Regions from separate parts of the Homo sapiens genome. Here region 2 is linked to region 1. A link is an interaction called in ENCODE POLR2A ChIA-PET data of the cell type or tissue named here. Cell type or tissue: OCI-LY7. All regions are shown on one strand. Each heading gives the region's core, and the rest is flanking DNA. Links, peaks and the distances in the headings are about the cores only. Region 1 has its middle 26 kb from the start of WEE1. Region 2 overlaps ZNF143 (zinc finger protein 143).

Region 1 (8,329 bases), core at 194-8,193:
GGTCTTATATCACCTTTTGAACTGTGGGCTCTTACCAGGCAGTTCCAGGTCTTATGTAAATGGACTGAGAATTTTCTAGAAAGTGAGACACCAGCTCTGGTAATGGAGCTTCCAAAACTGGCTAGGGGAAAAGCAGTCCCTATTGACACAGTGCCTCCTGGGTGCCACTGTGATTGAGGGATGCAAGGTAATCTGAGGTCTCAGGATGAACAAAGTTTTGGATAACATTAATTTAACCTACTCAGTTTGTCATCTGTTTTCTTGGTGTGTGGTGCAAGAAACAAAAACCTAACCAACTACTTCAAGAAGGAAAAGCGGGGGTTGAAGCTGGTTGGAAGGATAATTGAGTGTTTCAAGTAGCAACTAAACCAGAAGAATACAAGGGAAACTCTGATTTGGGGCCTTGGTCAGATACGAATGGAACCAAGGATTCAGTTCTCTGGTTTCCTCTGCATGCTGCCTTCAGCTTTCCCCACCATTGCCTGAACTCCTCAGTGTGACTGGGTGCCATTAGCTCCCTGGCCTCATTCACATCCCACCTGCCACTGGCAGAGAGGGACTGGTCTATTCTCACTCTGCTCTGCGAAGGGACTTTGGCCTGGCTTGGCTCAGAGGGAGACCCCCAAACTATTGGTGGTTGGGCTGTGAAGAGATCTGATGAGACCTCTTGATTCAAGTCTGCCACTGGACCAATTAGCTATATGCCATGGGGACAGGGTCATATAGTACAGACCTGGTCATTGGGCACTCACCCTATGTAACAAGGACAATTTCCAGGGTAGAAGGATGTGTAAGAATATTAGAATTTGGGGCCGGGCACGGTGGCTCACGCCTGTAATCTCAGCACTTTAGGAGGCCGAGGCGGGTGGATCGTCTGAGGTCAGGAGTTCAAGACCAGCCTGGCCAACATAGTGAAAACCCGTCTCTACTAAAAAATACAAAAAATTAGCTGGTCGTGGTGGCAGGCGCCTATAATCCCAGCTACTCAGGAAGCTGAGGCAGGAGATTCGCTTGAACCCGGGAGACGGAGGTTGCAGTGAGCTAAGATCGCGCCACTGCCCTCCAGGGCAACAAGAGCGAAACTCTGTCTCAAAATAAAAAAAAAAAGAAAAGAAAAGAAAAGAAAAAGAATATTAGAATTTGGACTGCAATTAGAATATTAGAATTAGAATATGGGCAGCCACCCTAGTGGGGATTACTACATCATTGCTAAGTAATTTTTTTTTTCTTTTTTTCTTGAGACAGAATCTCACTCTATCACCCAGGCTGGAGTGCAGTGGCACGATGTTGGCTCACTGCAACCTTCACCTCCTGGATTCAAGCGATACTCCTGCCTCAGCCTTCCGAGTAGCTGGGATTGCAGGAATACGCCACCACATCCAGCTAATTTCTGTATTTTTAGTAGAAATGGGGTTTCGCCATGTTTCCCAGGCTGGTCTCAAACTCCTACACTCAAGCCATCTCCCTGCCTTGGCCTCCCAAAGTGCTGGGATTACAGGGGTGAGCCATCATGCCCAGCCGCTAAGTGTTTTTCAATTCTTTCCCACAACACAGTCAAATAGCCTTAGTACGTTGCCCATGATAATGAGGTCATGTGCCAAAACACGTAAGAACATGGCTGAGACCTCTCTCCTTGCTCTGTCAGTCCCTCAGGCCCCTGGGCTGTCCTCTGTCTCCTGGCTTCCAAGGCCTCAGCCCCTCTCCCAGGCTGCTTGCAAAAGTGTCTACCCAAACCCTCCCTCTGTGTTTGCTCCCTCTGAGTTGATCTCTTTTCTTATTATGCCCAAAGGGAGAGCCTTGAAGTCTTCTGGAAGGGAAACATCTACAGATGTAAATCTGCACGTGCTCCGTAAGAAGACTGGAGGTTGAGGAAGGGTTTCCTTCTAAGATCTGGTGCAGCCGGGAGTGGTGGCTCACGCCTGTAATCCCAGCACTTTGGGAGGCCAAGGCAGGCGGATCTCTTGAGCCCAGGAGTTCAAGATCAGCCTGGCCACTATGGCAAAACCTCATCTCTACAAAAATACTAAAATTAGCCGGGCACAGTAACTCCGGTAATCCCAGCTATTCAGGAGGCTGAGGCAGGAGAATCGCTTGAACCCAGGAGGCAGAGGTTGCAGTGAGTCAGGACCGCACCACTGCACTCCAGCCTGGGTGACCAGAGTAGAACCCTGTCTCAAAAAAAAAAAAAAAAAACCAAAAACCAAAAAACAAGCAAACAAACAAAAAAACCTAGTGCAGAAGAATAGGTGAGGGGAAGGGGCATTTGTGTTGCAGACTCCCCACGTGGGTCTGGGTCCCTCCCCGGGTGAGGGTATTTTCTGCCCCCCTAGATGTGTGAGCCAATGTGTGTGTGTGTGTGTGTGTGTGTGCGTGTGTGTATGTGGTCATGCATGAGCCTGTGTGACAGACCAACTGCATGCAACTGACAAGTGGGCAGCTGAGAGTGGGCAGTGATTGTCCCAGGCCCTTCCCACTCACTCCAGGTGCAAGCCGGGATCCAAGCCTTCTGCCTCTGGCTTGCAATTGAATTTGACATCTGCACTGGCCCTTGCTGCTCCCTAAGGTTTGAGCTCTTATTCACCTTCTGGCCACTTTGGTTAGCATCTCCTCCTCTAGTTTCAGCTTTCACATTAAACCGCAAACCCAGCCTGTGGGAAAGTCCTCCAGTCAACCTCACACCAGCAACACTCTTGGGGCTCAGCAGGAAATATGCATACTACTTCCTGTCGGGGAGGGAGCTAGATTCTTCCTGGTGCTGTCTGGACACCAAAGAGTAAGAAAGATAGAGAAGCAGCTGCTCTGCCAAAGGGGAAGAAATGCTCAGCTCCGAAGTACAGCTCTGCCCTCCACCACCAGCCTCCAGCTCTGTCTCTGCTGGGGCCACTCAGCATTCGGGAACCAAGAGATAGGAAGGGACCCAAGGGGACCTGTGGGTGGTAATGCTCAAGACTCAGGCACAAGGGCCTGGGCACAGAGGAGGCAGCACCAGGAACACTGGAGACAGGGGGATGGTGCAGGGGACATGAGGGACAGTGCCTAGATCAAGCCTGCTGAAGGAGCAGACGGCAGAGCTGGTGTTGCAGCAAGAGCAGCTGCTCTGGGCCCTTGCCAGAAGAAGATGGGGCTCCGAAGAGGACAGCATTGCAATGGTGACACAAGTCCTTCTCTTCTTTTCTTCCCAGGGTTGTTGTGACTCATTCCTTGATGGAAAAAGCCTAAGCTCTCTTATATACATTCCTTTCATTTGCTCATTCATCAATATTTTCAGCTTTGGTCTGAACAAGAATAAACAGAAATTCATATTTTTCAGAAGTTTGCTTATTGCAGAATTGAAACCCAGCAATGGAAAACATGAATCTGGCAGTGAAACTGGCTTCACTGGCAGTGAAACACACTATGCTCTTGCCACCCTAATAACCTGCACAGCTGCATTCCTCTGGGCCTTGTTCATGATGATGGATCCCGCTACCTAGGAAACCCTTCTGCCTCATCCACTTAGCAAACTCTTATCCATCTTTCAAGCCCTAGATGAGGTGTCGCCTCTCCTGCGAACAGCAATACCCAGCTCTTTATCCCGTGGATTCATTGCTTACCATTTGGTCCCCATAGTGACCTATGCTTGCCACAAAAGGACATTATTTTATTGTATATGGTTAGTTGTTTCTGCCTAATACCTCCACTACACTGTGTACAATGGAGAAGGAAGAAGGATTATCTTGTTTGTATTTGTATCTGTGTCTAGCACTAGCTAGTAACTGCTCAGCATTCAGGTACCAGGAGAAAGAAGGGGACCTGGGGTTGACATTGCCCAAGTCTCAGGCACAGAGGCCTGGGCACAGAGGAGACAGCACCAGAACACTGGGAGCAGGAGGATGGCGCAGGAGACATGAGGGTGCAAGGACTAGCACAGTGCAAGTCCTTAAAGTAAATGTTGCTGCACATGGTGGCTCACACCTGCAATCCCAGCACTTTGGGAGGCCAAGGTGGGCAGATGGCTTGAGCTCAGGACTTTGAGACCAGCCTAGACAACAATCCCGTTTCTACAAACAAACAAAAATTAGCTAAGCATGGTGACAGAAGCCTGTAGTCCCAGCTAGTTGGGAGGATGAGGTGTGAAGATGGCTTGAACCCGGGAGGTGGAGGTTGCAGTGAGCCGAGATCGTGCCACTGCACTCTAGCCTGGGCAACAGAGTGAGACTCTGTCTCAAAAAATAAAAATAAAAATTTTAAAAAAATGTTGATTGAAAAAAATGAACCAAAAAATTGAATCAGCAAAGTAAACGTAAGTGCCATTTCCCTGTATGCTCTGGTCCCTTCAGTGTCGAAGCCAGGAATCTAATTGGGAAGCATGTGGTGGAGCCAGGTCCTCTGTCTTCCCCAGCTTCAGTATTTTGCTCCATCTTTTAACGAGGAAGCTTAAGGCTGCGTGTGGTGGCTCATGCCTGTAATCCCAGCACTTTGGGAGGCCGAGGCAGGAGGATTGTTTGAGCCTAGGAGTGTGAGGCCAGCCGGGGCAACACAGCAAGACCCCATCTCTACAAAAAATTTTAAAATTAGCTAGACATAGTGGTGCATGCCTGTAGTCCTAGCTACTCTGGAGGCTGAGGCAGGAGGATAGCTTGAGCCTAGGAGTTCGAGGCTACAGTGAGCCGTGATTGTGCCACTGCACTCCAGTCTGAGTGACAGAGTGAGGCCCTATCTCCAAATAATAATAATAATAATAAAGACTGAGGAGCCTTGAAATACAACTTTTTCCCAATTTCAAATACAAATTTAAGACTCCTTATGGGTTTTTTTTTTAGATGGAGTCTCACTTTGTCACCCAGGCTGGAGTGCAGTGGTGTGATCTCGGCTCACTGCAACCTCCACCTCCTCGGTTCAAGTGATTCTCCTGCCTTTGCCTCCTGAGTAGCTGGGATTACAGGCATGCACCATCATGCCCAGCTAATTTTTGCATTTTTAGTAGAGATGGGGTTTCACCACATTGGTCAGGCTGGTCTCGAACTCCTGACCTCGTGATCCGCCCACCTTGGCCTCCCGAAGTGCTGGGATTACAGGCATGAGCCACCGTGCCTGGCCTGCCTCATGAGCTTTTATCTCCATTTTCACTCCCCAAGAATGGGTTGTTCGATACTCGTAGCAATAGTGTGTGACAAACAGGAAAAAAAACTGCACATTTTATTGTCCAAATCACCTGGCTGCATAGGTCTCTTTAATTGTTAGTGGAACTATGGGATGTCTAATCCTGTTCAATGGAAGTCAAGGTCTAGCAGTAAAATTCTTTCTGGAACTGCTGTGCCTGGTGCTTTGCACCAAGTAAGCCACTAGAAAATTAATGCTATAAGTACATATAACGAGGAAAGTGAGGCAGGCCAGGAAGAGACGCTGCGGGGTCTGCTGCTATCACATGCCATTCTTGACACAGCAGAAACCTCAACCAAGGAATGAACCTGGAGACCCTCAGATCTTTGCAATCCTCAGTCATGCTGTTAGGGAAGGAGAATCAGAGTGACATCATTTTAAAATCAATTCCATCTTTTTTTTTTTTTTTAATTGAGACAGAGTCTCACTCTGTCACCCAGAGTACAGTGGCACAATCTGGAGTGCAGTGGCACGATCTCAGCTCACTGTAACCTCTGCCTCCCGGGTTCAAGCGATTCTCCTGCCTCCTGAGTAGCTGGGATTACAGGCATATGCCACCATGCCTGGCTAATTTTTGTAGTTTTAGTAGCAATGAGGTTTCACCATGTTGGCCAGTCTGGTCTTGAACCCCTGACCTCAGGTGATCCACCCACCTTGGCCTTCCAAAATGCTGGGATTACAGGCGTGAGCCACCGTGCCTGGCCTAAACTCCATCTTAAAACTAGCCAAGGCACATTCCTTGCCACTCACGACCCATGATCACAAGCTGTTTACAGTTGAGGAAACAGCTTAAAGATACCTGCAACGACATACTCCTACAACAACTAGAAGTCCAGATGTCTCAATACCCATAACAATATATGCTTTCAAGATAATTATAATGGCCAGATGCAGTGGCTCATGCCTGTAATCCCAGCATTTTGGGAGGCCAAGGCGGGAGCATTCCTTGAGCCCAAGAGTTTGAGACTAGCCTGGGCAACATAGCGAGACCCCATCTACGAAAGTAAACAAAAATTAGCCAGGCATGGTGGTGTGCACCTGTGGTCCCAGCTACTCAGGAGGCTGAGGTGGGAGGATCACTTGAGCCCAGGAGGTGAAGGTTGCAGCGAGCTGAGATTGTGCCACTGCATTCCCAGGCTGGGTGAGAGAATGAGACCCTGTCCCCCAAAAAAAAAAAAAAAAAAAAAAACCCAAAATATAATTATAGTTATACTTTGAGGTACTTACACACTAGAATGTCAAGGACAGCTTTCTTTAAATCAACAGAATAATAAATTTTGTGATGCTGCAACCTACTCTCATGTAGACACATCTTAGCCTAGCTTTTATGTAGACAAGACCTCTATATAAGAAAAACTTAAAGATGAGGTGTTCCTCCTCTTGCCTTCTGAGGATGTTCTAGTCTGTAACAGTAGCTTTCTTTTTCTTTTGAGATGGAGGCTCGCTCTGTCACCAGGCTGGAGTACAGTGGCACAATCTCAGCTCACTTCAACCTCTGCCTCCTGGGTTCAACCAATTCTCCTGTCTCAGCCTCCCAAGTAGCTGGGACTATAGGCGCATGCCACCACGCCCGGCTAATTTTTGTATTTTTTAGTAGAAACAGGGTTTCACCATATTGGTCAGGCTGGTCTCGAACTTCTGACCTCAGATGATCCACCTGCCTCAGCCTCCCAAAGTGCTGGGATCACAGGCATGAGCCACCGCTCCCAGCCGACAGTAGCTTTCAATAAACTATCTCTTCTCACTGCACTCTGTGAACTCACTTTGAATTCCTTCCTACACAAGATCTAAGAACCCTCTCTTGGGGTCTGGATCAAGACCCATTTTTCTGGCAACAATACAGTATCTAGATGATTTAACTCATGGCTACAAGTTTAGAAAAATATGTTGCATTAGGCAAGCTCTTTTCATTTCAAGCAACTGACTCACCTTAAAATAGCTTAAGCCAAAAGAGGAATATGTATAGGCTCATAGAACCCAACCAAGATTGGCTTCAGGGACTCCGATGTTCTCAGATCTTGCCCTCCTCATTTCTCAATTCTGCTTCTGTGTTGGTTCATTCACTTCACCTGCAAATCAGCTTTTGCTATGCAGCTTGGCCTCCTTATCTTTGCCAGCAACGGGAGCATCTGCAAGGTTCCAGGAGAAACTCCATTTGGTCCAGCCCAGATCATATAGGTGCCCCTGTATTCAAGGGAGTGGTGCCCATTATTAGAAATTTGTGGGGGCAGTAGAGGATGATTATTGGACAAATCTTTGCAAGCCAGGTGACTTGCTCAATTTCTATTGACTGCATATGTTAATAACTTTTTGTTTGTTTGTTTGTTTGTGTCTGTGTGTGTGAGAGACAGGGTATTGCTCTGACATCCAGGCTGGAGTGCAGATCTTGGCTCACTGCAACTGCCGCCTCCTGGGCTCAGGTGATCCTCCCAACCTCAGCCTCCCAAGTAGCTGAGACTACAGGTGCATGCCATCACGCCTGGCTAATTTTTGTATTTTTAGTAGAGATGGGGGTTTCACTATGTTGCCCAAGCTAGTCTTGAACTCTTGAGCTCGAGTTTTTTTTTGAGATGGAGTTTCGCTCTTATTGTCCAGGCTGGAGTGCAATGGCATCATCTCAGCTCACTGCAACCTCCACCTCCAGGGTTCAAGCGATTCTCCTGCCTCAGTCTCCACAGTAGCTGGGATTACAGGCATGCACCACCATGCCCAGCTAATTTTGTATTTTGAGTAGAGACGGGGGTTTCTCCATGTTGGTCAGGCTGGTCTCAAACTCCCGACCTCAGGTGATCCGCTCACCTTGGCCTCCCAGAGTGCTGGGATTACAGGCGTAAGCCACGGCGCCCGGCCCCGGCCTCAAATATTTTTTAAAAGGAAAAAAGAGTGGGAAAGCTTCAGTAATCCCACCAGTCACGTAAATGACAGCTGTTGTTGGCCTTCATTCTTTTAATGCTTTAACAACAATCCCATGTGTACAATTTTGTTTGCTGTTTTTTTTCTTACTTTATTATAACACATAAATTTCTCTAATCATAAAAACTTCTTGAAACGCTGCTTTAAATATCTATATAGTATACTCTAAAGACTCACCCAGGCTGGAGTGCAGTGGCATATTCTCAGCTCACCGAAACCTACAGCTCCCAGGTTCAGGTGATTCTTCTGTCTCAGCCTCCCAAGTAGCTGGAAT
Region 2 (8,329 bases), core at 256-8,255, 70 kb after region 1:
ATGCATTAGTCTCATGCTCAGTCAATCTACATTTTTTATAAGATAAGGTGAGCATGTGAAATTACAGCTCTTTGGGAACAAAAGAAAGGCCGTATTTTTGTTTTATTTTTGCTTTTTTGTTTGCATGACTCAGTTCCCAAGCTTTGGCCTAGTGAATTTGAGGTCCCAAGATTCTATTTTTGTTTCACAGTCTGAATGCAGAAAAGTGAGCAGAAAAAGCTTTTGCCAGGCAATTTTAACTATTCATGCAATTATCCTGAATTTTGAGCATTCTTCATTCTCAGCAAGATTTTCTGTCCTTGCAGTTTAGCCGTGCTCTAGAAGCAAAACGAAACTCCTGCATGGAGAATTGAGGAATCTCTCTGTACATCTCAAGCCACGTGAGTTTGGAACTGGAGGGAACAGCTAGAGGTGCCCTGCTACTCTGCAAGACCTCCAGGAGTTACCGGGAAATTTAAATCCCCAGCTGTCTTAAAGGAGCCCATAATCTAACAAGAGATAATATATTCCCAAAACACAGGTCACACATCTGCAGCAAAAACAGAAGGGCTAATAGAAGCGCACGCCTCAGCAGGACAGGCTACATAATCTGTGCGGCTCCGTGCAAAAATGAAAATACGCAACCTCTTGGTCAAAAGACAGGAAAAACTTGCTTTTAAAGGTACACATAAAGCCAGACACAAAAAGACAAATATAATATGAGGCGCCTACAACAGTCAAATTTATAGAGACAGAAAATAGAATGGTGGCTGGGCACGGTGGCTCACGCCTGTAATCCTAGCACTTTGTGAGGCCAAGGCAAGCAGATCACTTGAGGTCAGGAGTTCAAGACTAGCCTGGCCAACATGGCAAAACCCCGTCTCTATTAAAAATACAAAAGTTAGCCGGGCATGGTGGCACGTGCCTGTAGTCCCAGCTACTTGGGAGGCTGAGACAGGAGAATCGCATGAACCCAGGAGGGGGAGGTTGCAGTGAGCCGAGATCATGCCACTGTACTCTAGCCGAGATCATGCCACTGTACTCTAGCCTGGGTGACAGAGCAAGACCCTGTCTGAAAAAAATAAAAATAAAATAAAATAAAATAAAATGGTGGTTGTCAGGAACTGGAATGAGGAAGGATGTGGAATTATTGTTTAATGGGTACAATTTCAGTTTGGGGAGATGAAAAAGTTCTGGAGATGGATGGTGGTGATGGTTGCACAACAATGTGAATGTACAGTTGTCCTGCAGTATTGGAGGGGGATTCGTTCTAGGATTCATCAAGGACACCAAAATCCATGGATTCTCAAGTCCCTGATAATAAATGGTATAGTATTTGCATATAACCTACACACATCCTCCTGCATACTTTAATTCATCTCTAGATTACTTATAATACCCAATACAATGCCTACACATCATTCTTATGAATTCAACATAGTACTTGGTACCTTGCAAATTCAAGGCTTGCTTTTTGGAACTTAGTCTTTTTTTCCCTGAATATATTTTTTCTTTTTTTTGTAGAGACAGGGTCTCACTATGTTGCCCAGGCTGGCCTTGAACTTCTGGCCTCAAGTGATCCTCCTGCCTAGGTCTCCCAAAGTGCTGGGATTACAGGTGTCAGCCACCACACCAGCCTTTTTCCTGAATATTTTCGATCCATGGTTGGTTGACTCCATGGATGTGGAACCCAGGGATGTGGAACTGATGGATACAGAGGGTTGACTAAGTACCACTGCACACTCAAAAATAGTTAAAATGGTATATTTTATGTATATTTTATTACATACACAAAATGGTAGACATAAGCTTTTTCCTTCTTTTATAGTCTTTCTCTTGACTTGTCATGGTGCTTATTTGCTACTTAATGTCATTCTAAGAAAAACTACAGGACGGGCTCAGTGGCTCACACATGTAATCCCAGCACTTTGGGAGGCCGAGGCAGGTGGATCACCTGAGGTCAGGAGTTCGAGACCAGCCTGGTCAAATAGTGAAACCCTGTCTCTACAAAAATACCAAAAATTAGCCGGGCATGATGGCGGGTACCTGTAATCCCACTTACTCGGGAGGCTGAAGCGGGAGAATCACTTGAATCCAGGAGGCGGAGGTTACAGTGAGCCGAGATCGCGCCATTGCACTCCAGCCTGAGCAACAGAGCAAGACTCTGTCTCAAAAAAAGAAAAGAAAAACGACAAATTAAAAATTTTGGCATGCATTTTACCCTCCACTTTTATATCATACAATGCCAATTTTAAATGTGAATATCAGAATATTTATCTCATATTTGGAATCACTGAAATTATACAATTTGAATTTTGTGGTTCATCCCAGAAGGGTTATCTCCTGCTGGTTCAAAGGCACAACAAACACAAGCCAGGCTCAGGAAAGTTGGAAGGAGGAAGAGAGGATTCCTCCAGGCACAGAGCCTGCTGAGAAAGCCTCCAGGGCAGGGGACCTCACAGATGCCTGTGGGCAGGTGCTCTGTTGGGTCTGACAGGTTCCAGGTTCCCTTTCCTCCAGGTGTCTCCCCTTCCCACAGGCCTGCCACCTCAGCCTACAGCAAATGGGCTACCAGTGTCTTTAAAACTCAGAACTGGGACACTGTCAGTAAAGGGCTGGGCAAAAGTCTTGCCCCTTTCAAGGCTCAACTAAGGCTGATTGTCCACCAGGAGCACTGTGGTGCTGCCAGCCTGGAGTGGGGATGGCCACCACCACGCCCCAACCCTCCCTGAACTGGGATCAGACTCCTGCCAAGGTTAGAGGGTGGCAGCAGTTGCAGGGTGAGGGCAAGGAGGGAGAGGCCAGGTGGGGCAGTGGTGGTGAGAGCACTTCCAGGGAGGCAGCAGCCGGTGGAGCTGTGTGTAAGCTCAGGCGCTAAGCCCCCAGCACATGCTTTGTTGATGCATGAGACTTCATTTACAAAACACACACAAAGATAGACATCAAGACCGCAGCCGGGCGGGCGCAGTGGTTCATGCCTGTAATTCCGGTACTTTGGGAGGTGGATCACTTGAGCTCAAGAGTTTGAGAACAGCTTGGTCAACATGGTGAAACCCTATCTCTACCAAAAATACAAAAATTAGCTGGGCATGGTGGTGAGCACCTGTGGTCCCAGCTACTTGGGAGGCTGAAGTGAGAGGATAGCTGGGGCCCAGGAGGAGGTTGCAGTGAGCCCTGACCACGCCACTGCACTCAAGCCTAGGTGACAGAGCGAGACCCTGTCTCAAAAATAAATAAACAAAAAGAATTTCAAGACTGCAACCACAGTCCATTAAACCCCAAATCCAGGGCCCTTCTGAGTGCACTTTCTTGTTCAAACTGTACTGATCACATGCCCATGCAGGCGTGTCCTGTCCCTCAGGCAGAAGGGGAGTATTTGGCTGGAGTATTCCTTGAAAGCGTCATCCCTGAAGGAAACCTAGGTACAGAAAGTGCTTATCATGCAGGAGGCTGAGGCAGCTTTTCTCCCCTTCCAACACGCTCCCTTTTCCTCTTCGACACTAGACTTCAGCTCTGCCCCCTTCTTTTTCACATCCCACTCCTCGCTCGCTGCTGAGGTCTACCAATAGTTGACTAGTCTATAATCTTATCTGAGCCAGGAAATACTGGACGGTAAACTCCTTGGGTTGATAAATGGAGTCCAGTCAGTTTCAGCACTGAGACCACAGTTTCCCAAGTTGCTTACCTAGCCCCAGGGCTGTCACACGGGAAGGCAAGCAGCAAGCAAGAGACACTGTACAAAGTTAGTTTGCCCTGAAGGCCTGGGGGTGGGTAGGAGGGGAAGGAGAGATCTGGCTCTCTGGGCAGCTGTCACCTCTAGAGAATTAAGAAAGCCTCGTCCCTCCCTTAACTCTAAGTTCTTTTGAGTTCAGACTAGGGCACATTTTCTTTGTAGTGGCCTCAAGCTTTGTCTGGGGCAAAGCAGGGTGGTTTTTTTGGACGGAGAGGTTTTCCTTGAGCACTGTCTGGATCAAATTCCAGAGGGTTATGCCCCACCTGGTTCTGTTTGCTAGCGTTTACTCTTATTTCAAGTGTCTTTTTGGGATTTTTCAACCTTGGACGTTTCCATGTCCTGCACTGTGAAGAGACCCTATAGCAGCTTTCCTAGCAATTGTCAGCACACCAACTGCACCCTTCCCCTGGAGGAAACAGGCCACCTTGCCAGGCTCCTGAGGCCCCATTCCCAAGAAGGCAGGTCAGGTTAAACTAGCAGCGACCCTAGGCCCTTTTCTCTGGGTGCCAGAGGTCATTTTCTTTTGAGCTGAGGGATAATCAGGCTAACCAAAACAGTCCAGGTTAAGCCCTGCCCAATCCAACTGGCAAAGGTGCTGGGAGTAAAGAGAAACACCCTGGAATTTGAGCAAAGTCAGATCTAAGGGGCCATGGGAGGCTGACAGCTTGGTTTTTGGTCCTGGGAAGTACAGCAGCCTGGCTGGGCCCAGTGGGGAGGAGCTCCTGGCCAGCAGCCAGGACCAGCACTGGGAGGCTGGGCGCCACCCTGCCTGCGATTTTGCAGATTCTGGTCTTCTACCCCGCCCAACAGCCCCTTTCTGAGCCTCAGTGGGCTTCCGGGGGGAGTTCTGTGTGGGTCTGTGTCTCTGTCAAGAATGAAGACTCGATCGGTGGTTGACTAGGGCTTTTGCTAATGTTATGCATCTGTAAAGGGTTCTGCAGGAAAAGTTCTGCCCAACCCTGAAGGGCTTCCGATTTCAAGTAAGTCACCATCCTTTTTAGCAAGATCATAGAACCTGATCAAAGATAACATTTATGTAAAATCAAACAGCACAACGTTTTCCCCTTTCTACTGTAAAGCTTGAAATGAAAAAGCCACATTTCAGCTCTCTGCAAATAAAGCTCGCTGAACTACAGTGCAGGAGGGGCTGCTGCGGAACACACCATCTTTTTTTTTTTTTTTTTGACCTTGGTGAACGCTGATTTTCCAGCATTAGAAAATGGTTTTTATACTGCTCAATTCATTAGGCAATCAGAAATCACCAAAGTTCATCTTGATAATCTCTGCCACAAATGAGCATTTGAGGAGGTAACTGTGGTGCAGTGAAAACACACTAGACTTGGAGCCAGAAAGTCTGGGTTCTCGTCTTGGTCCTGCCTCTCCATAGCTGTGAGGGCTGGTACGACAGTCAGCCTCCCTCCTGGACTCTTGGTTTCCTCATGTAAAAAACGGAGGTAGTAAATCCCATATGTCTCACAAAATTGTTGTGAATATATAAAAATATATGGAAAAGCACTTACTCTGTACTTGATAAACAACATCCTTTCAATATGTGTATTAGGTTACATTCCATTACATTTGCGATATTTTCTGCACCATTTCCCCCCAACCCCCCACCAATATGATAAATAAATAAATATAAAAGTAACATTTTAAAAATTGCTGTATTCAAAATTAATAATAAACTTTGGGGTAAATAAGCTTTAAAACAAAAGTACATAAGCAAAAATAAATAATTTACACCAACCCACTAACCTAATTTTCAGAGTAAAGCCATTTCCAATTACAGTACTGTTATCCCGGGCACCAGCCTGTGGTTAAACTTTGATGATTCATTATTTTTAAAAAACAGTAATAAAAATTGAATACTAAGCAAAATCTTTAACAAAACCACTGGATTTAACTTTTTAATTTTAAATAACCAAATTTTATAATTTTGTACATAATTCAATGTAATGCCAATATAATTAGCATTTCAGCTTGAAGAGCTGGTTTTTAACAGGGATGGGAAACTATAAATTATTCAAACAGTCTGCAAACCATGAGATACAAATAAAAATGGACAAGCATATAGTAGAACAAAAACCGCAGACACTCTACTAACTGGGGAAATATCTGAAGGCTTTACACCCTTTATTATCCATAATGGCTTTTGGAATTACGATTGTGTGACATATAGAACCTTTGATATTTTAGATACAGCCTTTATTTTTTTTTCCACGGGAAGTTAAAAATCCATCATAAGACTCCATAAGACTTTACTAGTCTTGCATGTAGACTCTAGGAGTTTGTGATCTGATAAAAGAGTAACATGAAAATTTACTGTATTGCCCTAATTTCATACTTCCTTGTACACAATGAATCACTCTGAGAATCTATTCCAAGGGTTATATACACAAAAGTGTCAAGAATAAAATGTTCTCCACTCTCGCATAAAAATGTGTACAGTGTATCAGGAATGGAAAACTTCTAATTTTCCTGGGCCCGGGCTTCATGGATTTCTGCTGCCAGAAGATGAAAGACTCCTTCTGCTTTATTGCTCCATTGTTCTGAGGATTAATCATCCAACCCTGGCGTTTCTCCTTGTTGGATTCTAGACGCTATTCTGATGGCTTCTTCCAGAGATGGCTGTTCTCCAAGCTGAAACAGGAACACACACATCAAACGCTAACAATTCAAAAGCCACAGTCAAGAAAATGCCAAAGAAATGTTATATGCCAGAAGTGAAACTTCTCTCTGTAATTCTGACACTTGGGATTGTTAAAATACTACTGCTAACTCAAACATTAAGAGAACAAAACAATTTCCTGCAGGGGAGAATAATGCAATGCAATTTCTTTTTCTTTTTTGAATTTCAAATCCTATGTGCAGCCAGGCCTGGTGATATGATGAGGTCTCAGCGGGGCATGGTGGCCCATGCCTGTAATCCCAACACTTTGGGAGGTGGAGGCAGGCAGATTGCTTGAGCCCAGGAGTTCGAGACCAGCCTGAGCAACATGGCAAAACGCCCCATCTCTACTAAAAAAATACAAAAATTGGCTGGGCGCGGTGGCTCACGCCTGTAATCTCAGCACTTCGGGAGGCCGAGGCGGGCAGATCACGAGGTCAGGAGATTGAGACCATCCTGGCTAACACAGTGAAACCCCATTTCATTTCTACTAAAAAATACAAAAAAAAAATTGCTGGGCGTGGTGATGGGTGCCTGTAGTCCCAGCTACTGGGGAGGCTGAGGGAGGAGAATGGCATGAACCCAGGAGGCGGAGCTTGCAGTGAGCCAAGATGGTGCCACTGCACTCCAGCCTGGGTGACAGAGCGAGACTCCGTCTCAAAAAACAAAAATTAGCTGCGCATGGCAGCGTGCACCTGTACTCCCAGCCTGCCGTGCCTGGCCTGCAATTTACTTGGGATTTTGATAAAATCTTCATACAGTCTGGCCATGGTGGCTCATGACTATAATCGTAGCACTTTGGGAGGCTGAGGCAGGAGGATCACTTGAGCCCAGGAGTTCAAGACCAGCCTGAGCAACATAGTGAGACCCCATCTCTATTTATTTTTACATAAATAAAAACTAAAAAAAAAAAAAATTCATACATGCAAGAGACAAAAGATGCTTACCTCAGCCAACAAAAGAGAGCTTCTTGAGCCTTTAGCTTCTATACCCATAAACTACATAAAGCCAACAGCTGACATTTCCTGGAGTGTGTTCTAACTCTTTATCAAGTAAACACGTGGGCGGAAAAAAAATCTCCCTAAGGACAGGTAATCTGCACCTAGCCCCTAGGATTCTATTTTACTTTACATTCTAATTTTTTTTTTGAGACAGGGTCTCGCTCTGTTGCCCAGGCTGGAGTACAGTGGTGCGATCTTGGCTCACTGCAGCCTCAACCTCCCTTGCTCAAGTGATCCTTCCACCTCAGCCACCTGAGTAGCTGGGACTACAGGTGCACACCACCACACCTGGCTAATTTTTGTATTTTTGTAGAGATGGGGTTTCGTCATGTTGCCTGGGCTGGTCTCTTATTTTTTGAGATGGGGTCTCATTTGTTACCCAGGCGGGAGTGCAGTGGCACAATCTTGGCTCACTGCAGCCTCAAATCTCCTGGGTACAAGTAATCCTCCTGCCTCAGCACCCCCCAAGTAGCTGGGCACTACAGGCAGCCGTCACCACACCCAGCTAATTTTTGTGTTTTTTGTAGTGATGGTTTTCACCATGTTGCCCAGGCTGGTCTCTAATTCCTAAGCTCAAGCTACCTACCTGTCTCAGCCTCCCAAAGTGCTAGGATTATAGGGATGAGCCACCATGCCCGGCTGCACCTAAGATTCTAAATTCTCTGCTTCCCAGAGAATGATTCCTTCTAAGTCTTCTGACATTCCCCACTTTAAAATGGGGGCTGTGCAAGGATTCTCAGAGGACTTATTTAGGATTTGTGTTTCCACTAGGTTTTTCTCTAAGGAGTAGCTCTTAAGTGCTTTACAGACCCCTGCCTAATTAGACTTTTATTTTGAGAGTAAAGATGCCTGGGTGGGTGCACACAGGGATATATACCTGAAGGTTTTTTTTCTTGCTATAAATTCCCCTAGAATATGCAAAGATGGGTAGAGAACAAAGTGCTGGTC

The links. Peaks named below come from ENCODE experiments on the same cell type or tissue, not always from the same donor. Only the 100,000 strongest peaks of a DNase experiment are listed, where the experiment ranks them.
Region 2: POLR2A ChIA-PET joins it to region 1 with 12 read pairs; 10 of 35 experiments call an interaction of 5 or more read pairs at or near these places.

Annotation. Positions count from the first base shown.
Region 1 is chr11:9,595,940-9,604,268 of GRCh38, reverse strand. No RefSeq gene overlaps it. Among named protein-coding and RNA genes, the nearest start is that of WEE1, 26 kb to the right of the region's middle. RefSeq lists enhancers at 2,855-3,084, 3,145-3,314, 2,974-3,527, 3,575-3,654, 7,039-7,098 and 1 more and silencers at 7,529-7,598, 7,759-7,808. In OCI-LY7, for the core only: no CTCF peak of the experiment used is centred there; DNase peaks (open chromatin) are centred at 2,678, 3,398, 7,148, 7,628 and 1 weaker place; H3K4me3 peaks cover 4,815 bases; H3K27ac peaks cover 7,949 bases.
Region 2 is chr11:9,525,553-9,533,881 of GRCh38, reverse strand. ZNF143 (zinc finger protein 143) reads right to left here. Exons shown (of 16, transcript NM_003442.6): 16 at 5,358-6,352. The coding sequence ends at 6,269. Among named protein-coding and RNA genes, the nearest start is that of WEE1, 44 kb to the left of the region's middle. RefSeq lists an enhancer at 3,500-4,226. In OCI-LY7, for the core only: no CTCF peak of the experiment used is centred there; no DNase peak of the experiment used is centred there.